Regions from separate parts of the Homo sapiens genome. Here regions 1 and 3 are each linked to region 2. Evidence: chromatin loops called from intact Hi-C (ENCODE). Cell type or tissue: dorsolateral prefrontal cortex. All regions are shown on one strand.

What was found. Hi-C counts contacts between places; a loop is a spot of excess contacts. Peaks named below come from ENCODE experiments on the same cell type or tissue, not always from the same donor. Only the 100,000 strongest peaks of a DNase experiment are listed, where the experiment ranks them.
Region 1: it touches region 2 in a loop (3-fold over the local background); 3 of 110 quality-filtered maps call a loop at or near these places.
Region 3: it touches region 2 in a loop (6-fold over the local background); 4 of 110 quality-filtered maps call a loop at or near these places.

Annotation. Positions count from the first base shown.
Region 1 is chr2:214,325,270-214,333,269 of GRCh38, reverse strand. The region is part of intron 15 of SPAG16 (sperm associated antigen 16); the gene reads right to left. Among named protein-coding and RNA genes, the nearest start is that of VWC2L, 82 kb to the left of the region's middle. In dorsolateral prefrontal cortex, a CTCF peak has its summit at 4,113; a DNase peak (open chromatin) is centred at 4,109; H3K27ac peaks cover 8,000 bases.
Region 2 is chr2:214,571,321-214,579,320 of GRCh38, reverse strand. It overlaps VWC2L (von Willebrand factor C domain containing 2 like), which reads right to left. Exons shown (of 4, transcript NM_001080500.4): 4 at 345-3,649. The coding sequence ends at 3,501. Among named protein-coding and RNA genes, the nearest start is that of VWC2L-IT1, 65 kb to the right of the region's middle. In dorsolateral prefrontal cortex, a CTCF peak has its summit at 4,012; DNase peaks (open chromatin) are centred at 3,570 and 4,090; H3K4me3 peaks cover 1,773 bases; H3K27ac peaks cover 3,254 bases.
Region 3 is chr2:214,406,479-214,414,478 of GRCh38, reverse strand. SPAG16 (sperm associated antigen 16) reads right to left here. Exons shown (of 16, transcript NM_024532.5): 16 at 3,978-4,339. The coding sequence ends at 4,164. VWC2L (von Willebrand factor C domain containing 2 like) reads right to left here and starts at 3,425. Exons shown (of 4, transcript NM_001080500.4): 1 at 2,693-3,425; 2 at 1-365. The coding sequence starts at 285. In dorsolateral prefrontal cortex, a CTCF peak has its summit at 3,454; DNase peaks (open chromatin) are centred at 3,368 and 4,158; H3K4me3 peaks cover 2,862 bases; H3K27ac peaks cover 1,798 bases.

The DNA.
Region 1 (8,000 bases), 250 kb after region 2:
CAAGGAAATCAAGCATATATAATCGAGAAGCTGAACTCAGAAGCACCAATAAAAAGCCAAGATCTCTTTTCTAACTAACCAGACTTGAGTCAATTCTCAGATCTATGATATTTTAAAAGGAAAGGCATGATTCCCTTGTAGAAAGATTTTGCAACATCATGGAAGGGGTATACAGTAGTCATTCACTTGGTCCTCTCTTAAAAGGGTCCTACAGCCATTTCCTCCGATAATGGGAAAAAAGAAATATTTAAACCATTTGAGAATTGCTGACATTGATATCTCGAGACTAAAGCATCACATCATAACTTTCTTTGTTAAAATTGAGGCAAATGGGCATATAAAGGCAAGGTAATTAAGGAACTCCTATCCCCATTCCAGGTTACATGTGGCCATGGACGTATCTAGTGATCATTTTCAGCTACCTGGTAGGTGACAGAACCCCTATATTAGTTCCTTAGCCTCTGAACTATATAATGGGAAAAATCAAATGTGAGGAGGGGGTGATTTTTGGAGATTAGAGTCACCCTTAAAAAGATAAAAAGATGGAGCGTGGTAGTCTCCATAATATCCCCATTTAACTAACTAATCTGATCACTTCAAAAATGAGACAGATATTGATTCATTATGGTGTAGCACTGAAAACACCAAAAAATATTTTCCCTAATGCTTCTGAGGTATCAGATGTGGTACCTCTGATAGAACAGAGGAACATAGCCTCATGTAATGGATATGGAACCACTGTGTTGTAAATTACATGCTAATGTCTTCAAGAGAGCATCTACCATCAAAGAGGTACCAACAAGTCAATAGACAGATTGACTTAGCCGTTTGACAACAGCCAGTATCTTCCATCAGCCACCCCAGTAGCTGTGGTGCCAGGAACAGAGCTGTGTGTGGACAAAACAGCACAACATACCATTAAAAGAAACCAACGTTGGGTCACTGATACAGAAAAATTCTTCAAAGAATTCCACAAAGCAACATTGTGACAAAATGGTTTTTTTGTTTGTTTTTTTGTGAGGCAGAGTCTCACTCTGTTGACCAGGCTGGAGTGCAGTGGTGTGATCTTGGCTCACTGCAACCTCCACCTCCCAGGTTCAAGTGATTCTTGTGCTTCAGCCTCCCAACTAGCTGGGCTCACAGGAGCATGCCACCATGCCCAGTTAATTTTTGTATTTTTAGCAGAGGTGGGATTTCACCATGTTGGCCATGCTGATCTTGAACTCCTGACCTCGAGTGATCTGCCCACCTCAGCCTCCCAAAGTGCTGGGATTAAAGGCATGAGCCACTGTGCCCATCCCAAAATTGTTTTATTAGACACTTTCTATCCTGGCAGAAGTAGCCTTTCTTCTTATCTGAAATAGATACATTTTCCAGGTATGGGTCTGCATTTTCTGCACACAAAGCTTTAGCCAGCTCCATTATCAGAAGGCTTACAGAGTGTTTATTCAAATGGCATAGCATAACACCTAAGATAATCTCAGACCTAGAGACCTTCTTCACAGAAAAGCAGATGTAGAAATGTGCTCAAGATGATGCCAAGGCTGTCTACCTGAGAAAGCTCTGGGATGGCCTTTTGAGGAGGCCAGATTAGAGAGAATATTTTGCTTGGACGGGGTACCATTCTCCAGCATTCAATCTACACTCTAAACCAATGACTATTATATGGTGCTTTGTTCCCAGTGGATAGGAATATATAAATCCAGAGACCAAATGATAGAAGTAGAAGTAGCTTTACGTACTTCCCAAGGGCCCGATTGCAGAATTTTTCCTTTCTGTCTCTGTAACTTTAAGTAATGTGGATGTATTCTCAGGGGAAAACACTTCAACTGGGTACACAGTAAGAGTTCCATTAAACTTTAAGCTGTGATTGCCACCTGGTCACTTCAGGCTCATCATGCCAACGGCCCAGAAGAAAAGCAGAGGAGTCATTACCCTGGCTGGAGTAACTGACCTTGATGATCAGGAAGAGCTAGGCATCTACCTACCTACCTATGTTTGCTATAGAAGCAAACAGCAAAAAGTATGTTTGGGACCCAGGTGATCCACTTTGCCATTCCATGGTTCTCCCTCTGCCCAATTTTGACAGTAAATGAACAAGCAATGCTACTGTAGCCTGAAAAGGGCATAGAGACCAGTTGCCGGAGCCCCAGGAATTAGGATTTGGGTCACTTCACCAGACCTACATAGATGATAGCCCAGGGTGATGGAAATACAGAATGAAAGTTAAGAAGAGAATCAATGAGTAACCTCAGGAACAACTGCTACATGGGGCTACAGTCTGTCTAAAAGAAACTTTCTCCTGTAAGTTTCTTCAGGACAAAGACTAACCAAAATCTTTCTTTGAGGTGCTGCTCCCAGATGATATGAATTGACTGCATGAAGTAAGGAGATCTGAGAAGCACAGGGTTGAGCCCTAATGGATGCTGTGATACCCCACTTGATCCCTCATTTGGCACCACAACATTCATTCTCCCAGCTGAGAAAGTGTTGGCTCCTTTTGGCCCCCACCTGGGTCTATCGTCAGGAATAGCCCTCAGCTGAAAGAAGTTACCTTGCTCAAGAGTTTGTCCCTTTCCTAAGGCCAGCTAGCAGAGAATGACTTGTTGATGTAGGGGTCAAAGTTTCAAACCCTTTCTTTGATTTGAGACAAATATGAAGAGCCATCCCAGCTCCAGATGTTCCGTAGGATCAACTGAGCTTCTGTTGCCACTGCATTGTAACTTCTCCTTCTGTACAATTCTGTTTCTCTCATTCTCTTACAGGTGTTCCCAAGAGCACTTTCTAATAAGACTCCTGGATGCAGATCTTCATCTCAGAGTATTTCTTGGGGAACCTGAAGTAAAACAGTGCCCTTTCATTTTCCTGCAACATTTCCATTTCCTAATTTATCTTCAACTTCTTCAATTCTATTCCTATGGAGCTAAAAGTTCTAGCTGTGTTTGTGCCGTGCCATACAATTTTCTTTATTTCTTTTCCTTTTTTTTTTTTTGAGACAGAGTTTCACTCTTGTCACCCAGGCTGGAGTGCAATGGCGTGATCTCGGCTCACTGCCACCTCCACCTCCCGGGTTCAAGCTATTCTCCTGCCTCAGCCTCCAAAGTAGCTGGAATTACAGGCACCCGCCACCAAACCCAGCTACTTTTTTTTTTTTTTTCTATTTTTGGTAGAGATAGGGTTTCATCATGTTGGCCAGGTTGGTCTTGAACTCCTGACCTCAGGTGATCCACCTGCCATGGCCCCCCAAAGTGCAGGGATTACAAGCATGAGCCACCGCACCCAGCCTAAACTTTTCATTTTAAATTGCCTACTTTCTGGCCTCTTTAATCTGTCTTCCCTTCTTTTTCTCTCTAATGGTTCCAACATACCTAGACTTTCAAGCTGACATTTCATCGATGATATAGGGGCAAAGTTGACACCTTTGCTAAAAGCATTTTTTTATAGTCTTGTGATATTTCTCCAGGTTAAGATACTATTACAGGGTACTGTTGCATTGATTTATATACTCTAGGGAAAGTACTTGGGAAGAAAATCCTGAAGGTAGGGCTTCAACAGAAACTAACTTAAAAAAGACAAAAATGCCAGAGTCTGAAACTTACCTTTTCAATCTTTTTTTCTAACTAGCTTTTGTTTTTAAACCTTCCATGCCCAGCAGTTCAAATATTCAACTGTAGATTCTAGAAACATTTGTATTTCTTTCCCCACCATCCAAATCTGAGCAGATTTAAGACATTCAATAAAGTAATGTATACAATCATCTAGCTTCAATTTGCATTTTCTTTACCTCTTTGTGCTGTTGCTTTCTCAGAACAGACAATACTGCTATTTGATTCTATGTTATCTATTCATTTGTTTGATTTAATCAAGTAGAATAAATGAAGACTTTTGAAGGTTAAACTGATTTGCCAAAAATATCAAAGGGAAGCTAATGAAGACAAGTTAGAAACATACATAAAACATAATAAGAATTCTTTCTTTAAGGTTTGGCACCAAAGGATTGTAAATAACTTGAGTGTTTTGAACTTGATTTTCTGCTGTGTTGGCTGCATCTTGTCATACTCTGCACCCCACAGAGCTGATTTGAGATGGAGCCATCCCCAGCTTCAAAGACAGCTTTGTTCTCTGAGCAGCTCTGCCTTGCACAGAATGGAATGAGAAACCGCCTTTGTTTTTGCGTCACAGATTGGCTATTGTTCTTTTTGTCACAAAGATATGATGCTACAAAGTTACATTCTAACCATCTTTGTATCCTCGGCTAATCAAGTAACTTAGCTTCTCTGTGCCTCAGTTTTCTTATGTATATAATGAAAAATTTAGGCTAGTTTCCTGAACAGTCACTCCAAGCTTTAAAAAAACCACATACACTAAATAAATGATACATAAAGTGCCTTCCCCCGTGCCTAGAACCTAATAAGTAGTCAATGAATGTTAACTTTTATTATTATTATCACATGTACATGAATTGAAGCTTTCATGAAGAAGTTAGAAGAGAATATGTCAACCAAAAGTAGATTTGGATAGTTTTAATAACATCATCAAAAGATAAATTGAAAATTGTCAGATTAATAGACACTTTTTTCTCATGTGCATTTTGAACTATATAATTTTATAAAATAATAGATTTAAAGATAGATAGAATTTGAGATACGAGATTTAAATCCATTTCAATCCAATTGCACTGCCCAAGTGTGTAATTTCTATCTTTCAGTAGCTCATGCAAGGAAATTGCGGGAGCTCAGGTGTCCAAAGTATACTTGGATCCAACACAATGTCCTTCAACCAAAATTTTCTCAAAGACTGCTAAACACGTTGGGCATGGTGGCTCACGCCTGTAATCCCAACACTTTGGGAGGCCGAGGCGGGTGGATCACTTGAGGTCAGAAGTTCGAGACCGACCTGGCCAACAGAGCGAAACCCCATCTCTATAAAAAATACATACACAAAAGATTAGCTGGGCATGGTGGCAGGTGCCTGTAGCCCCAGCTACTTGGGAGACTGAGGCAGGGGAATCACTTGAACCCAGGAGGCAGAGGTTGCAGTGAGCCAAGATCGCACCACTGCATTCCAGCCTAGGCGACAGAGTGAGACTCCATCTCAAAAAAGGAAAAAAAAAAAAAGACTGCTAAACATTGTCAATTAACTCATGCTCATGAACAACTGTACAATATAAGTTCAGAATGAAATCAAGTTTAACCTAGACAAAAAGCATCTCTTTATTTTTTATTTATAAACTGGATCCTATCATAGAGCCTCTAGGAACATACACAAAGATGAAACAGAATTAATTGACTGTCAGATCATTTGTTTCATGATTTCATAACCCACCCTGCTGATACTCTAGTATCAATTAGATAAGTGACTTATTAACCAGATAGGCCTTTTGCAAATTCCCCTGCAGGCCAACAAATTTTATACTTTTCCATCAGGAAGAGTAAATCAATTTCAGAATAATGGGCATTTGAATAAAAAAGAATCTATACCAAAGTTTTTCTTCTTATTCTCAAATGCAGGATCTCTTAATGGTAGTCCTTTGAAAGTCTCATGACCCAAGAGAGGATGCAAAAAAAAAAAAAATTTGATATCTAGAATCTGCACATTATATGACTTCATGTAGCTAAGTTAATAGTTTGAATTGCACTTAAAAAGTATACTATTGCCCTGAGATGACTCGAGCAACCAAAAGGCAGTTAAATTATCTTAGTTTATTATAGTCCAACTGCAGGTTTGAATAAATACACTCAACAAATGCTGATCAAATTCTACTGTGTGCTTGTTGCTAGATAGTAATGGCCACAATATGCCAGAGTCTGAGCCTTGAAATGTGGTCTCATTTAATCTTTACATGTCCCAAAAGAATTATAATTTTTATTCCTGGGAAACTGAGGCACAGAGAGGTTAAGTAACTTGGCCAAAGTCTCACTGCACCTGGATGGTAGAGCCATGATTCAAATCCTTGTCTGTCTTCTGACAAAAATTTCCTGCCTCACCTTTATTCTTAACTACTTCCTCTTTTTATCATGCAATTGGACTAACTCATTGTTTAAACGATCAGGAGCACTGATGTCTCACAAACATGGTCCAGTTTGATTATAATGTGAACATTTTATAATTCTTAAACTTCTTAAAAACTGGATGCTGAAAGGTATTTATAAAAATGCTTAATTTTACTCTAGAGAAAGATATTCACAATCTTATTTTATCTAACATTTTGTCTTCTGTGGATGGCTTGTAAGAGTTTAAAAACTAGTCAGATTTTATAAGTTTTAGTAGACCAACACTAGTATACAGAATACTAGTGACTTTTTTTTTTTTTTTTTTTTTTTTTGAGACTTAGTCTCACTCTGTCGCCCAGGCTGGAGCGCAGTGGTGCAATCTCGGCTCACTGCAAGCTCTGCCTCCTGGGTTCACACCATTCTCCTGCCTCAGCCTCCCAAGTAGCTGGGACCACAGGCGCCCGCCACCACGCCCGGGTAATTTTTTGTATTTTTAGTAGAGACAGGGTTTCACCGTGTTAGCCAGGATGGCCTCGATCTCCTGATCTCGTGATCCGCCTGCCTCGGCCTCCCAAAGTGCTAGGATTACAGGCGTGAGCCACCGCGCCCGGCCGGAAGTACTGTGACTTTTTAAAAAAAGATATTTGACAAATACCTCTATCATGCTGGGGCTGAGCAAACTTAGGCAACTTACTCTGCCACTCTGAATTTCTCTCTTCTTATTATGATTTCTCATATCTGTCCTACTTCAGCTGTTCAGTCATTCCATGAATATTGGCTTTTTTACTGTTATTAGTTACCTGTGGCTGCCATGATACATTTTCACAAACTTGATGGCTTAAAACAACACAAATTGCTTCTCTCCCAGTTCTGAAGGTTAGAAGTCCAAAATCAAGGTGTCAGCAGGGCCATGCTCCCTTCAGAGGCTCTAGGGGAGATTCTATTCCTAGCCTCGTCCATCCTCTAGTGGCTGCAGCCTTCCTTGGCTTTGGCTGCATCACTCCAGTATCTGCTTCAACTTCCACATTGCCTCCTCTTCTGTTCTGTTTTGTCTCCTTTTCTGTCTCATATAAGGTTACTTTTTATTAGACTTAGAGCCCACCTGGGTAATCCAGGATGATCCCATCTCAAGATCCTTAACTACATCTAAAAAGATGCTTTTTACAGATAAAATGACACTGACACATTATAGGATGGGAGGGGCTATTCAATCCACTATATACAGATAAAATGACATTGACACATTATAGGATGGAAGGGGCTATTCAATCCACTATACCTATTATATTATTGGCCAGGCACTGGTCTTGTGTGCTAGGGCTAGTTTTGGAGAAACAGGCATGATTCCTATGCTCATGGAGGGCAGTTTAATTGTGGTTAACCCTTTGGAAATCATAAAATACTACAAAAATGGAAGTTACTTTTCCTTTAAAATCAATATCTCTATTTCCTTTTCTGCTTTTTATCTCAGTATGCTAACCAGTGAAAAAGTATTGGATGTCATACGAATACTATGCTTCATCTGTAACTGGAATACATGTAAAAAAAAAAAGCTAATCAATAATAAGGAATAGTCTGGAAATAATTTAAAGAAGCTTTAATCAGAAACAAATGTTGGTGAGGATATTGCCAACTAGAATAAGAATAATGATACTTAATGTGGCATGATTTGACCCAAGATAATTTGTAAACAAATTAAGTTTGGTCTGGTTTAGGTTACTAGATTAAGAAGATATTATCCCTCCAAATGATGCCCCATTACATCATTTTTACAGATTAAATTATTTGGGTTTTTAAGGCTTCTCATTATAATAACCAACCCACTAACCCCCAACACACATACTTAAAAGTTCTAAAAAGAATAATGCCTTGGCTGACAGGCTAGCTATTAACACTGGGAAGAAAACAGTTTTGTTCCTTGATACTAAAAGTTTGGTCCACAGATGAGCATCCTCAGTGCCATCTGGTAGCTTGTTAAATAAGGAGTCTCAGGCAACTCCTAGACCT
Region 2 (8,000 bases):
AGAGCTTAGTACGGGGCCTGGCTCAGAGCCAGCACTCAATAATTATAGATTATCGTTAGCATAGTATATGGATCTGGGGTCAGGAAAAGACTTTTCCTATCACTTACCCTGTCACTGCTGGCTTATTTGAGCCTCCTCTCGGATCCCCAAGTCAGCAATGCCTTGCGTTATGAAAAATGAAAATGTGTGCAGGCAAATGCAAAAGCTAATGCTTCATTCTAATTGAATACAGCTCTAATGACACATGTACTTTCAAATGATAGAAGTAACCGAGAATTAGTCATTAAATAATGAGGGTAGGGAGAAAGGAGAAATGTGGGAAGGAAAATATACCACAAACAATGTTTGCTGGTTAACACACTTTATATTTAACAAAATAATTTTTTAATAATATATTCTTTTACACATCAAATATTGTTGCTAGAATCCCCTTTTTACAGTTTAGTGTTTAGGTTTTTTTTTTTTCTCACTAGTTTTCAGGCACGCCATTTTTCAAAGATTTTAGAAACTGAATCGTTTTTAATAGGCATCAGCTGACAAACAAGATGTTGATCCCTTATTTTAACATAGCTGTTGTTAAAGCCGAGAACCAAAGGCGGAGGAGAAATAGGAGTACAGAGATGACAGTGTGGCTGCAAACAAAGACTTCACAAGAAACAAACAACAGATGAGACCAGAGCTCTGTTGTTCAGAGTCTGGAAAGAATTTCTCAATGACCTGGGTAGAAGGAAGTTGTAAAATGTTTATCAGTTTATGAGAAATTGTCACAGTATAGGTTCATCTCTCCCTAAAGGGGGAAAAATGTCAGTGCTACAAAATCTTAAAGGAAACAGCCTGCAGTGAAACTTTGAGAAAAAGAAAATCCAACAACAACAAAACCAACCATAAAAATCCCTCTCTCTAGCTGGTTATCAGAGGCCACAGAACAGCCTGCTTTCTGCAAACTCTCTGAAGAGAGATCCTTAATGGATGTCCCATTCAATTCTAGTAAATTCTTGCTGTGACTCTCGCTGTGCCAATGCTTTGATGCAAAATTTCTGCACTTCAGCTTCCCAGTTGTACTCTCTTTCTGTTTTCTAAAAAAGGACATAGTAACTCCTTAATAATAGATAAGGTACTATGCTGCATGGCTCTATTAATGATATTTTCTGAGTTTCAAACCTTATTCCTGTCATTTATTATTATTATTTCTTTCCAAGAGTGTGGATTTTTGAAGTTGGCAACAGGCAACCTCGGGGCAAAGAAAGCTCTATAATACATCTCTGTCTAGACATAAGCTAAAGTGTGGAATTCCTTTACTTTTGAGTGCAGACATAAATCATGCAGCATTGCTCATGAATGATTCATGACTGTCTATATGATGTATCCATGGTGGCAAATGAAAGGCACCAACCTTGCTGCAAATTGGTGTTCTAAGGGAAGGTGGCTTGATGCTCTTCCTCGGGATGGTGCCGGCATGGCTATTTGTATCATAACGCAAGCACAGTGTGCATAAGAATGTCAGGTCTGACTCGTCAGCACGTTAATTTTGGAAATGACAACTCTTTCTTGATGACAGCAGATGCTTCCAGGGAGGAGAGGCTGACAATTTTAAATGAAAAACCAGTTGACAAGACTCAAAAAAATATGTTTCCTGAGGGTGGGCCTATAGCATTAGAAGCCTCACTCTCTATGGAGAAGACTGACCCCTTGGAAATGCTGACTGTGTATGTCCCATAGGGATCAGAAGCTCACAAAAGCCACAGGTGCTGCTAGAGCTTGCCTACTGTGTCCCCTGCCAGAAACCACTCTATACTGATTATTCTAGACCACTGGTTCTCAACGAGGTGAAATTAGGCCCCTCACTCCCACTCCTTAGGGACATTAGGCAATGTCTGGAGAAATTTGGTTGTCACCAGTTGCTGGGATGTTGCTAGTGGATAGAGGCCAGTGATGGTGCTAAACATCCTAAAAGCACACAGGACAGCCCCCACCAACGAATAATGATCTGGCCCCAAATGTCAATCCTACTAAGATTGAGACACCTTGCTCTAGAATATGGCTCTCCACAGGAGCTATGGCAAAGCCCAGGTTGGGGGAGCAGAAAAAGAAAGAACATTGATAATAAAGACAACTGTAAAGTCTCTTCAAGGACCCTATCAGATCTGTGCCAGGGTTTTTAGGGCAGGAGCATGGAATAAGCGACTAACTATGCCATGTGGTTTCAGAATTGTTAATTTTGCACTTGAATCGAGGTGGCATCAGATACCCTGTGTGTTTTGTTTTTTCTGTTACTATACTAGCAGCATTACCAGGGCAACCTAGAGACTCTTCAAAGGTTCACTTTAATTTTTCAGTATCTAATATATACATTTTAAAAAATGTTCAACAAATGGAATTGTATTGTGCAAGACTCACTCTACCCTAATCTTTAATTTAAATCAGCACTTGAGGTGGAAAGGGTGTCCTGAATCTGTGTTTCAGACATAGGGCTGAGTGGTTGTTACTACAACATGGCAAACACAGTCCCGAACCACAAAAACTGCCAGTGTGTACTACTGACTTTTAGCCAAATCTGAACTCAAAAGCCAGAGATGTTCATAAGGATTTGGATTCACAGTGGGTTTTCTCACCCTGGTTCTGGTATTTATATTGCCTGATGACAGTGAGTTTAGAGTGTGTTTAGCTACAAACCAAACTCAAATTTCACATCATGAAAAAGTCTGATGATTAATGCTACAATTTTAAAGATCTGTCTCTCTTTGGATTCTTTAGTTGAGCTTATGGTGTTCTTTACGTAATAGATTTTGATTGGCAGTTTCGAGGTTTTCCATATGAAATGTGTGGTTTGTAAGAATTAAATTGTGAGCCCCCACGTAATGGACAAAGTACTTGTTCCCAACCCTGTCCAGCAATAGGCCCGTCTATGTGCCCACCCCTCTTTCCTTAGTCTACAGGGCATGATTCACCCTAGGGGAGCAATTGACTGGATGCTCTTGTGTTTCCCAGCTCGGGAAAGATATTTCCCCTGACATTCCTTTACCAAACTTTTTTTTTTACACAACTCAAAACTTTACTGTGCAGTCAAATTTAGCCCCTTAGACTCTAAAAGTGAAAAAACAAATATTACAGGAGAACAATGCCATGTACAATGTACAGAAGAGTAAAAATGAAGTAAACCAGGGGACAGTGAGCTGGTAGGTCAGAGGCATTACCAGGGAAGGAGCCTGTGCAAGGCTATTTCTTTCTTTTTGTTCCAGCAATCCAGTCGTCAAGTCACCATCAAGCATTGGTAAATACAAAAGCGATTTAGATAGCTATATACTATATATATTTTATATAGCAAGAGAGAAAGAAATTTCCTCTTAGGAAAATATTCACTTTTGTCAACCCTAGAAAGTTTTGCTGGTGACCCTGTTGTAGCTGGCAGGAGTTTGTTTGTTTTGTTTTGTGTTAAACATGTGCAGTGTTGAAGCCATAGCATCCTTTCCTAAGAACTCATCATTGGGTGGAAGTTTGTCCTACACAGTCTGCTTGCCTTGGCATTCACGTTTCGAACACTGAGCAGGCTTCCACCAGTCCCCGTTGTGACAATGACAGATGTTACATTCGTCCACTTTCACTTCAATGCCAGCTGGAATTATCGTCGTTCCTGCAAAGCAGTTTGGACCTGAAACACACAGATACATTGATTAGTTGATTAAATCTGAGAGGCTCCCTTTCTCCCCACCATCCAAACCCAAGCCCCAAAGCCATAAATGAGTAAGTCAGACTACTCTACTGACTTATCATCAAGGAATTTTCTAGCCATCTCCTTGAAATTCAAAGTTGCAACTCTGCTACCTTTTGCACACAGCTCATATTTCCCGTGTATATTGTGAACTTAAATAAAAAGAGACAATCTTCAAAAAAAATCGTATTTTCTGCTTCCTGAGTACATGCAGTTTTCTAAATTTAGGTTCTGTGGGTTAAACTGTATTTGTTTTGTCCTCTGAGGTGTAAAGGCTGCCAGCGTATGCTCTGAAACACGAGGGAGGGCTGACATGGTCGGCCTCAGATGGTGGCACCCTTGGCCTGTCCTTCTCTTTTCCTGTGGTGGGTATGAGACAATAAACTCGCTCGTTCCCCAGTTTCAGTGCCTCCCCAGCCCAGTTCCTGGAATCCCCAGCTTGTTTCTTGATAACAATGAATAATTCATGACCAGATGATTTATTCATGTCCTGAACAAGCTTTGTTAGAGGTTCATTTGATTTTTATAAATGGACTTCCTTTAATCTGCTGGCTCTTTTTTTTTTTTTTTTTTTTTTAAAGAATGACCCAAAATAGTGGGCTTTTGAAAGTCAGCAGGAATTTTATTTTACTTTTTGACATTCAAAAGCCTTATTGAAAATGTCCCCTGCTCATTATAGATGAATGTTGAAAAAATTCACCAATTTCAGGTTTTTAAAAATTTTTTCTGTCTTTCCCTCCTTTTTCTTACTTTCCCCTTATTTTCTTGCATTTTTTGACCTTCCCAACGTAGGAATATCAGTGTTCAGTGTTAGTTGTTATTACTATAGTTCCCAAATTCAAATGGAAAAAAAAATTGCTTCCCAAAGTGCACTGGATTATAGTAGGATGGTACAAATTGTTCTTTCTTTGAAGCAATTTGGTATTAAGTCTCTGAGGTACACATTTGGGTAAAGAGAGAGAATGTTGAGTTGTGTCTACCAGTGATTTATTAACCTGGCATTATTGGCCACTCACCATAACCACTACAAAGTAACATGGCAATGCATATCAGTATCAGTGCCCTACTTTCACTTTCTTACCCCCTTGATAAGCAAGACTGTCTTTACCATCAAATAAATGAAATCTGGGGCTATGTGTAGTTCCGCTTCATATTTGGAGTCTTGCTTTTTATAAAATTATAATTAATTACAACATATACTTATCAACACAAGGCTATTCAATATGTTATGGTTTTAATTGCCCATTGTTTCAGAGCTCCCAGACCTCAATAGTGCATACACTTACCAGTGGTGGAGTTCCTATGCCTTTCTTCACTCTGTAACACAAACACTTGGCATGTGCTCAAGCGTGAAGAGCCATGCAGAGCAGGAGGGAAATAAGGGTCAGCTCTGACAAACAGCTAGCAAGCTGTCAGCCTTCACCCAGAAGGGTGCTTCTTGTTCATTTTGTTGTTGTTGTTATTGTTTTTGAGATGGAGTCTCACTCTGTCACCTAGACTGGAGTGCAGTGGCGCAATCTTGGCTCACTGCAACTTCTGCCTCCAGGACTTGAGCAATTCTCCTGCCTCAGCCTCCCAGGTAGCTGGGACTACAGGCAAGCGCCATCACACCTGGCTAATTTTTTGTATTTTTAGTAGAGATGAGGTTTCACCATGTTGGGCAGACTGGTCTCGAATTCCTGACCTCAGGCGATCCACCTGCCTTGGCCTACCAAAGTGCTGGGATTACAGGTGTGAGCCACCACGCCTGGCCTTGTTCTGATTCTATGATTCTAAGCCACTGGCCATCCTTATTGCTGATTATTTAAGGGCTACAATATTAATTCCATAGGTCTTGGGATTTAAGTCATTGTTCGATAGATTGGACTGCCTTTGGGTCTACAGCTCCCTGGGAAAATTCAACACTAAACCACGAATTTGTTCTGGACTCAGAACTGAGGGAGTCTTCAGAGAACTTGGCAGAGAGGTTTTTCCAGAATGTAGCTCATTCTCCTGGGGCCGTTGTTGACAGACCTCTCTCAGCCCAGCCAGTTCTAGGCCAAACAGGGTCTTGCCAGGGCCAACCTAGCTTTAATAATCATACTAGAGTGAACTACCACCTATTTGCCTGGAGTCAAACCGGAGGAGGCAGTGGTTCCTCTTGCCACCTGTCCCCTTGTAACCAAGTCTGTTTACCCCAATTGTATACTTTTAACTTTTCCACATGGGAAAATAAAATTCTAAATAGTGGTTTTAAAAGAAGTCCCTGAACCAGGCAAGATATTATCCAGTAAGAGTTTTCCCAGCTTCTTGAGAAGATTTGGATATTCGACAGTCAGAAGAATCTTAACCGTGTGAGCGTGCGTATGTGTGTATGTGTGTGTGTGTGTATGTGTATGTGTAGAGACATGCTACTGGCTCACGGGAGGCTGGGTAATATCAGTGGCACAATAAGAGAAACAGGCAGGGAGGAATCTTTGTGAAAAGAGAATTCTTACAAATTTCTATGCTTATCCTGAAGGGATATTTTACTAGAGCTCTGGTTTTCATATCCACCCCTTTCTGCATATGCTGGTATCGTACTACGGTCAGTGTGTATTTGACTAACCTCTATACACCATTTCTTAAGAGTCATTTAGAATTTGCTGCACTCTCAGCTCAAGAAATATTAATGACTGTATATTGATTGACAGAATGCAAAGAAAGATCTTTGCACGTGCCAGGCCTAACCAAAGGCACTTCTGTAAATCATATGGTAAGCTCTTACCTCTACCTGATGGCCAGAGGTATTTTACAGAATCAAAAATTCCTGTTTGATCTCATTAGCTTTAGTAGTACAGTGATTTTTTATTAGTACCTGTCTGAGAACCTTAGGTGTAACTACAGAAGTCTCAAGTTTGCTGTTAATAGTCTTATCTGCTTAAAAGTAATTTAGATAATTGTCAGGCAGAATGGTTGGCACTATTTAAAATGATTCTGGTTTTAGCCCTTCTTCCTTAATAGTGGTGACAGTAAATGCAAATTTGATTTGAGCATATGAAAGCCCACCATGAGTTCTTTACATAGGAAATCTACCCTTCTATCTACTGTCTACCTTGTATTTGGGGACTGATTTCTTTTTGTCTTGGTCGAAATAAGGGAATACGTTTCTTAAAAGAGTGAATTCAATGGCAAAGCAACGTATTTTAATGCAGAGGATTTGGAGAGACTCCAGAGGGGAGCAATGAAAATGATTAAACTGAAGGCTGGCAAATAGGACCTCTGAGAAAAGGTTAAGGGGATTGGAATTATTTAATCTAGAAAGAGAAGATGGAGGAATAACTCAATAACTCTCAAAGAATGAAGGCTTATTATGTAAAAAATGGTGAACAACTGTTCTCTCCTCCTTCTGGGGTCTAGAATAAGAGAAAATGGAGACATATTGATTCTCAATGAATTGAACACACTTACACATCATGTGAATTCTTCAGAGGACTGAGAACTGAATGTAGTAGTTGCCAGCAATGTGGTGAGGGCCTCTCTTTTAGTGATCTTTAAGAATATAGGAGGTAGGCTGGTTGTGGTGGCTTACACCTGTAATCCCAGCACTTTAGGAGGCTGAGGCAGGAGGATCACTTGAGCCCAGGAGTTTGAGACCAGCCTGGGCAACATAGTGAGACCTTGTCTCTACCAAAAACAGAAAGCCAGGAGTGGTGGTGTGCACCTGTTGTCCCAGATACTGGGGAGGCTGACTGTGGAGAATTGCTTGAGCCCAGGAGGTCGAGGCTGCAGTGAGCTAAGGTTGTGTCAGTGCACTCCAGCCTGGGCAATACAGGGAGCCCCTGAATCGAGAGAGAGAGAGAATGAATATGAATGAAAGAAAGAGAGAATATGAATGAAAGAATGTGAATGAAAGAATGAAAGAGAATGAGAGAGAATATCGGTCTTATCTGTCAGGTATGGTTTAAGTTGTCAGATCCTTGAAGACAGGAACTGAAGGTTTGTTATTTCTTATGGTCCAGGTCTACTACTGTGTCTGACAAATATTAGGAAAGTATAAATTTGTTTAACTGAATGAAATAGTATAAACTAATTATATATTGGAAGTGAACTTATTTTCTGAACTTAGGAATCAGGCTTTATATATCAAGCCTAGTGTTAGTATTAAATATATAGGAGTATTTGATAATGAATGAAAACACATGGTGATAATTTCTTGAACATTTACTTCAAGCCAGGAATTTGTCTCGTTTAATTATTACAACAAACCACATAAAAAGTGCATGTTCTTATCTTCAGGACACTGAACCTCACAGATAAAAAGTAACTTGCC
Region 3 (8,000 bases), 160 kb after region 2:
TGGGTGAATTTTAGGGCATTCTGGTTGGTCGCAAACAGGTCCATCTAGAGCACAGACACATGGACAGTTGGAATGCCCAGGGAAAAATCGTTCTCCCAACTTGTATACAAAGCCGCTGTCATCGACACACCCTTTCCCTCGATAGTCATCAAAGATCAGATTGTCATTACTGGAGATCTGGTCACCTTCATCAGCAGGATAGTCTTCATGACTGATAGCAGCAGAGGTGACCAATCCAGGGATGACCAACAGAAGTATGCAAGCTTCATGAATATGAAGAGCCATCCCCCTCTTCAAAGACTTCTGGATGTGCTCCTAATATTAAATATACTCAGCTCCTTCCATGGGAATACAAGAGGGGTAGGCTGAAAATAAATATTTAAAAAGAATAATTTGACATATATAAAGTGAAGATAGATTCATTTAAGCCCACGCTCTTAAACTGTTTGGGATCAATTTGAAGATACTAAGTCCTCAAATAGACTAAGTTCATGCAACTATCTGTGCCTTATTGTGAGGTTTGGAGAGTTGATACTTGGCAATATATGCATTAAAATTTGTCCTTTTGGATTATTTTATATAGGAACCTTCAGCTTGAATTTTCCTTCTGAATTTCATAGGTCTGGCTTTATCTAAATTGCAAAGAAATGGTTTTACTGAGCCCCAAAATGTGATCCAAGGAGTAACTTACAAATAGCTCAAGAATATTTGAACTCACATTTTCTATTATTCTTTAAACTGGACTAGTCAGTGATGGAACATATGTTATAATTATCTGTGTCAACTCAAGAGATTAGTGAGAAAAAAATCTAATTCTAAAGGAAAGGGAATAAACCAACAGTTGAATATAAATTATATTTAGGAAGGAGCTACTATAAAGGATTTCCTACTTATTTATGCCCATAATTAAAGAACAACAATGGCGTCAACATCAGTTACCTGTTTAAGTGAATGTGAGTCTGGATTTTTGAAATAAAGTTGATAACAAAAACAACATAACTATTCCATAGTGATTAAGAGAAAGAAAATTTGAAATAATAAATAATACAAGAGAATTCCATGTGCTTAAAAGAGTTTGTTAAAAACAAATTTATTTGTATTATTGTCCACATTATTTTACATAGGAAGGAAGCTCCTAGTGGGCAGGAAAGATCTATCTATAAATTTACTTCACAGTAACTTGAATCTAGTATATATGTAATATTATTTAAATTAAAATTTGCAATATAATATAAATACAATTTATGAGATCTTGAAAACATAACTCTTGAAATGTCAAAAATATTTACATGTACAAAATCTGCACAAAGATGCCAGCATAAAATTCTTTATGGAAGTTGCTTAAAACTGTAATTAAGTGTTAACCATTCATAGAAAATATGCCTTATTAATTTTGTGACACTGACTCTTGTAAACTCCACTTAGTATTGGTGCTTGATGTGAAGTGTTGGGAGTGGGCTCTTATTTAAATATTTAGAATAACTAAATCACACAGAGGCTCTGGGGAGACTGTGACTTTAGGGAGTAATAAATAAGAAAAAGTATTGTCAAATAGCTCATTTTTTTATTTAAATGCTATTGGCTTCATGCCAATAACACTAAGATGGTATACAGGACATTTTCAGGTCAGTTATAAATGTTATACATTGGTTTATTTTCAGATTATATTAAGAGCAATGATAAACCATCTCTTTTCAGTCTAACATATACAGACGATAACAAGATAAAGATGACATTAGGAAACTTCATAAACTATTATATTTGCATTTTAAGGTAGATATACAAGTTCTAGTAATAGTAAAATGGAAGGTAGTATGCCCTCTTTCTGGAGAAAGCTGATATCAGAATTACTCTGATATCCTCTGATATTAGAATTCCCTTTGGGTAGGTAATAAAGCCGATGATTTCTTATAAAATATGTCAAAAATAATAAGTCATGACAGAACAAGAAAATGCAAACCTATAATTCTACTTGAGAATCTGGAAGCTCCCTTTGACAAAGCATTTTTTTCTCTCAAATTACTACAGAGATAACAAACATAACAGAAGCTTCTGAAAAAGCATAAATATAATTTACTAATTAAAGCAAGCATTTATACATCACATATTTAGAAAGTTTATCTTGGAGGAAAAGAAAGCTACTGTGCTTCCTTATAATATTCCAGCAATATCTGTCAATGCATGCAAGATAAGCCATATAAAATACACATATGATTCTGCTTCAAAGGGACATAGGCAGAAAATGATCTCTTTGTAAGCCACAGGTAGGCATTAATGTGTTAGGTTATGGTAAATGTAAACTTAGAGGTAAAAATAGGAATGTAATATCTACTTTATATAAACATTAAATATGTTTTTATTATATGAAATATATCTTAAAATCTGCATGGTAAAAAACAAGATTTTATTTTCAATATAACAAAGTTCTTAGGCTATTTTTTTTTTAAAAAAAAGCCTTCATAATTGAGCTGCCCTAGTACAATTTAAGATACTATTTAAGAGAAGAAACATGGGATAAATCAAATGTAATGTTTATCTGAAGATTTTTAAAAAGAAAGCAAACACTGCTAAACTGAGGATCACTTCCCAGCTTAATTTTCCCCCCCTCCCCATATTGCTACAGATGATTTAAAATGACTGCATCTATTTCTTTGAGAAAACAAACATAATTCATGTCATAAGATACACTTACCTAATCACTCTGGAGGTTAATGGTGGTGGTAGGGGTCACAGCCCAAAATGAACTAAAAGGTCAGGTATGTTTTAAGAAAGCAGTTCCTCTTTAATTACCCAAAGAATACATTTTTTAGGCATGAATTAAAGGCAATCCATTCTCTCTACCTCCCATTTCAAAACACAGTAAAGAAGCAGTCTCCCGCCCTTCCAGAAAGAAACACAGCAGACACATATAAGAAATTTGCTTTGGACCTGTCTTCAGAATTCAAAGCAAGAAGCAAAGCTGGTCCTGTAGAAATCCAGACCCCAGTAGCAGAATCATGTTGAACTTATTTTTAGCATTTTCTTAGATCCTTCTATGAAATTTCCCGGCTGATTACGCCTCCTCCACACATGAGTTCACTTACACAGTGTTTGCTACGGCAGTAGAGGTGATTTGGCTAGGCTCTGAGGATCACAAACAGCAACAGCATGCTGTAGCTTAAAGCCCACTCCGCTGGCAATACCATCACCATCGTCCACAGTGTGTTGCTTGAATCCCCTCTTACACACCGGAAAATACTAACTGTGGATGTGAAGGAAAGGAGCAACTTTAGCTGGGTTTCTGCATCAGTAAGAGCAGTTTGCAGATTGCTGATTTGGAGCTCATTCTGCCGGCAGCCGGGAATTCCTCAGCACCACGGACAGCGCCAACAACTGGCTTCTGAGCCCAGCTCTGTCGAAATCCCAGAGCTGCTTTAGACGAGGCTAGAGTGCTCTCCAAGCAGTCGCACTTTATACAGCGGATGCGCGCATTAGGAGGGGTAAAGACATTCTACGTGCGAGATATTTATTTGCATTGAAATTGCAATTAATTTTTTTTGTATAAAATTGTATACCTAACGCGTTCTTGGATGGGCTGCAGAGATGAAAGTTCCAGAAGAGGCTTGCATTTAGATTTAAGCCATCTGCAGTCCCCAATTATTATTAATAGATAAAGCATAATCATTGTCAAACAATCTGTGAAAACGTATGCTTGTCGATTCTATTTGACCCTTTGGTGGCAGAAAGACTTCCCTGGTGCTGCATGATTAAACTTCAGGTCTTCCTGCAGCTTGGATCTGATTTTTTTTTTTTTTTTTTAAAGTAGCCAGGTTTTCCTGCAGTTTGTTCTCTAACATTAAAAATCAATCTCCTGTAATTCATCTAGTCTGTCATTAGGCGTCATTGTAAAGCTGTTTCTTTCAAAACCCCTAGCAAAGATGCCGTGTCTCTAAATTCTTATCAAAATGAGAGAGAAAAAAGACCCTGACACAAATGGGTGAGCATAAAGTTATTTTTTTATTAGTAACAGTATGAGCACTAAAATATATGTCCAAAGCATGTTTTAAAGCAGACTGTAAATGTTACCTGCTGGCACATTTAACCAGTTCTTTGCTGGTTTGGGACTACAGGAGGCATTTTCAAGCCTTAAAGGGAATGCCCTCTGCAGCGGGATGTGCTGACGGTCAAGACCACGTTCGAACTGTGCCGTCAGAGCCTCCAGAAAAGAGAATCTCCCCGTCGTGAGAAAACACAACCGTGTGTGCCTCGTTTTCGTGGCCCATCAATTTGTGAATCTCCCCAGATTTAAGATCTAGCAAATGGATAACACCATTGCCACTTGCCTGAGCTAAAACTCGACCTGAGGGAGACAGAGAGGAGAGAGAGAGAGAATGAATCAAAGTTTTATTTCAAGTGTTCACAGTTTATAAGCAATGAAGCATTCTATTTTTTTCAATTATCATTCTGTGTTAGGGGTCAGTTATTAAATATGCAGTAGCTCCTGTAGGTATAAGAAATAAGTTGAGTCAAAATTAAGACACATCAATAATTAGGTTATAAAATTTTCTAATTGGGACATAGAGCCTAATGGTCTACCTCCTTTATATGCAGATTTCATCAAACATCCTACTATTCTTTTATATTTGTGATTAATAAAGCATTTCGAGGAGATGAGATTGAAAGCAACTATGCAAGGCAACTTTCTTTTTCAAATAAATTATATGTTAGAAAGTTTTAAAAGGCATAGCTTTCAAAATTTATGGAAAACATTTGTATTCTTCTTTAAACTTATTTATAATAATTATGCTAATCATTACTTACAACTCAATATACATTCCTGCTTTAAAAATTGTGATACTCATGAACTCAACAAATTTTTTTGAAGCTGAAGTGGAAATAAATACTTCCATTTCAAAATGACTTGAGAGTTTTTACTCTAGCTTAGAATTCAAATTTTGATAAATTAAATTTTTTTTACATAAGATGGCTAAATACAGCACAGGGTATTTGCATAATTTTTGTATCATATATTTTTTAGTGGCTCATTTCCTCAAAGTGAAAACAAATCAGGGATCCAATTTTAATTAATATTTTTATTAAGGAAGTCCAGTAACAAACTATCATGGGACTTGGAGTTAAGTAAAACAATAGGATATGTTTACATAAGCTCAGTACTTAGTGTAAATAAGTATGACATTAGTACTATCCATGGGATTATTTAATCATACTTAGAAGGCATATTATTGTTTCAGTAATAACATTTAAAATTTATTAAACTCTTTTAATGTGATAGATACTATATTTAGTGCTTGATATGGATAATTCCGTATGATCCTTATATTTAGTGCTTGATATGGATAATTCTGAATGATCGTTACAGTAATCTAATGATAAAGAAAATAGCATTAACTATTTAATATTTTAAATAGTTAGTACTAATAGTAGTAACTAATATTTTAAATAGTACTAACAGTATTAACTATTTAATATATTAGTTAGTATTAATAGTATTAACTATTTAATATTTTAAATAGTACTATTTATCTGTATTTTAAATAGTTAGTACTATTTAAAAATGCTTAAATATCTGTTATGTAAAAAATGCCTCCTCTATGTAGGTGAAGAAATAGAGGCTTGGAAAGGCGAAGTAACTTGCTCATAATGACACCCTAGGTATAGAAGGAGCTAGCATTTAATCACAGCACTTCGAATCCAGAGCCTGGGCTTTTAGCCATTGCTTTCCACAGCCAGCATAGCATTGTTATCAATGATGCCTTCTTGACAGATTTTAGGTAAGTGATATATTGTGAAAATAGCATTGGTCCATTTTATAATAAGAATTCTAGAATTATATCACCATAAAAGCTATAGTGAAATATTTAATCACAAATTTTACCCCCAAACATCATGAATACCTCTAAAACAGAGAAAAGTTATAAAAGTAAAGCTAACCATGATAAATACAACCTATTTGCAAACCTTTATAACTACTGGGCTTCTTCATCTAGAACAAAACCTGACACAGCAAAGATCCTTAGGATGGATTAGAGTGTCCAAAGCAGCAGATGTGAATATTTATTATAAACCATTTTCTACTAAGTCTTTGCTGACAGAGGCATTACATATGGATTTCACTTCCAACCTCACTCTATAGGCAATTGCTGTTTGTGACTTTCCCAAATAACTTTTTTTCTTGTAGTCTTTATACAACAGCTGAAAAGTGGGGTAAACACTGATTTCTATTTGTGAAACCAAACAAAACGAAACAGAACCAAGTCCATAAAGAAAAAGAAAAATATTTAGCTTTAAATCATTATTCACATCTCTAAAAATAATAATTGGAAATATTTATGAAGGCTCTGGTAATTTCTGAAAGTTTGTTAAATAAAATACAGAAAATGATATTGGAACCTCATATTAATTCAACAGCACCATGCCTCAGGTGTTCCAAAAATTTGTTTTTTCAAGAACAGATTTTGGTCAGCAAATTTATTATGCGGTTTTTCAAGTTTACCTGAATTCATTTTCAGAAGATTGCAAGACTGAGTACGTATCGTAACTAATTCCTAAAATGAATATAAGTTTATAATCATGTTCAACTTCATTTACAGTATATTGGATTATTACACGGCATGTAATGTGTGACTTAAAAATTAGTTTTGCTGGGAACAGGGATGCTAACCTCTTTCTAAGTTAGAAAATGTTCAAAATTACTTACCAGGGTGTGTCAATTGCTACATTAGTACTTTAGTATCCAATTGGTTTGAGAGAGAAGAGGTACTCTCAGAAAGAAAATAAAAAATGCCATAGTCTCATTACTGGTAGCATCTCCACAAAGTGGAGCATTTATAGAGAAAGTGTTTATACAGAAGTGCATGGGTATCTTTTTAAATCTCCTGGTGATTGGCAATGAAAAACAAACCACACTGCAAATCACTTGTCATCTGAATGTCAGGGTCTTAATGACAAATTTAGGGAGGATAAAAGATTTAACTATATCAGAACTTGGTCAATGGAATGAAAATATGGTAGAAATACAATTTTAAATAGCGTCATGAGAACTTACGTGAAACCTGAACTAATAATGTTCATATTGAAGTAAATATGTCTCTTTAAAAAATGTGAAATTAAATAATTTATTTTTACTTTAAATCTTTTATTAAAATATTAAAAGCAAAATATTGTCTTGTAACATGTAATTTCTGAACAGATTATTAAGTTGTTATTTAGCTTAGTATTTTAACAAGAATAATTATAACAATTTATGAATACACACATTCCATAAAAATCACATGAAATAAATTTGTGATTAAAAACAGAGTAGTTTACCAATAGGTTAAAAATAAAAATGGTCAAAATTGATTTATAAAGGTATTTTAAAATACAGATAAATGTTTAAACATCTGTTATGTAAAAAATGCCTTGCTTTTTTTCTTTTGTTAACATTCAAGTTATAAGGATGTCATACTTTTCACAGAATGGAAAGAAAATAAACAGTCTAGGGAGAAGATTGATTTAATTTTGTAACTGCTATTTTTTATACAAATAACTCAGTATATATCAACACTGAGTGATTATGACTCCTTCATATGTCTTAAAATATATAATCAATACTTATTTTTATCTGCCAAGACTTTCAGAATATTTTCATGTTTAGTAAATCAATACCTTTTCTGTTGACCAATAGGACTCAATGAGGAGCATATGTTGCTGTCCATTTCACTCTGTTGGATGAATTTGCCAACTCCTTTTGGCTTTGAAGACAAGAATTAAATTTCTCCTAACCTCAAAGTATTGCTCTGCTATTAAATGATTCAATCTAATTTTATAAATTAGAGGGTCTTTCAAAGTTAGTTCCAAATAAATTTATAACTTTCTTAATACAATATAGTTCCTTTATATGCTGTATTTATTTTAATAAGTAGTTTCACTAATATCTTAGGCATAACAGTTTCAATTGAATTTGTTATAAAAACTTGAATATTTGAATATACTTACTAATTTAAGCATTATTAACAATA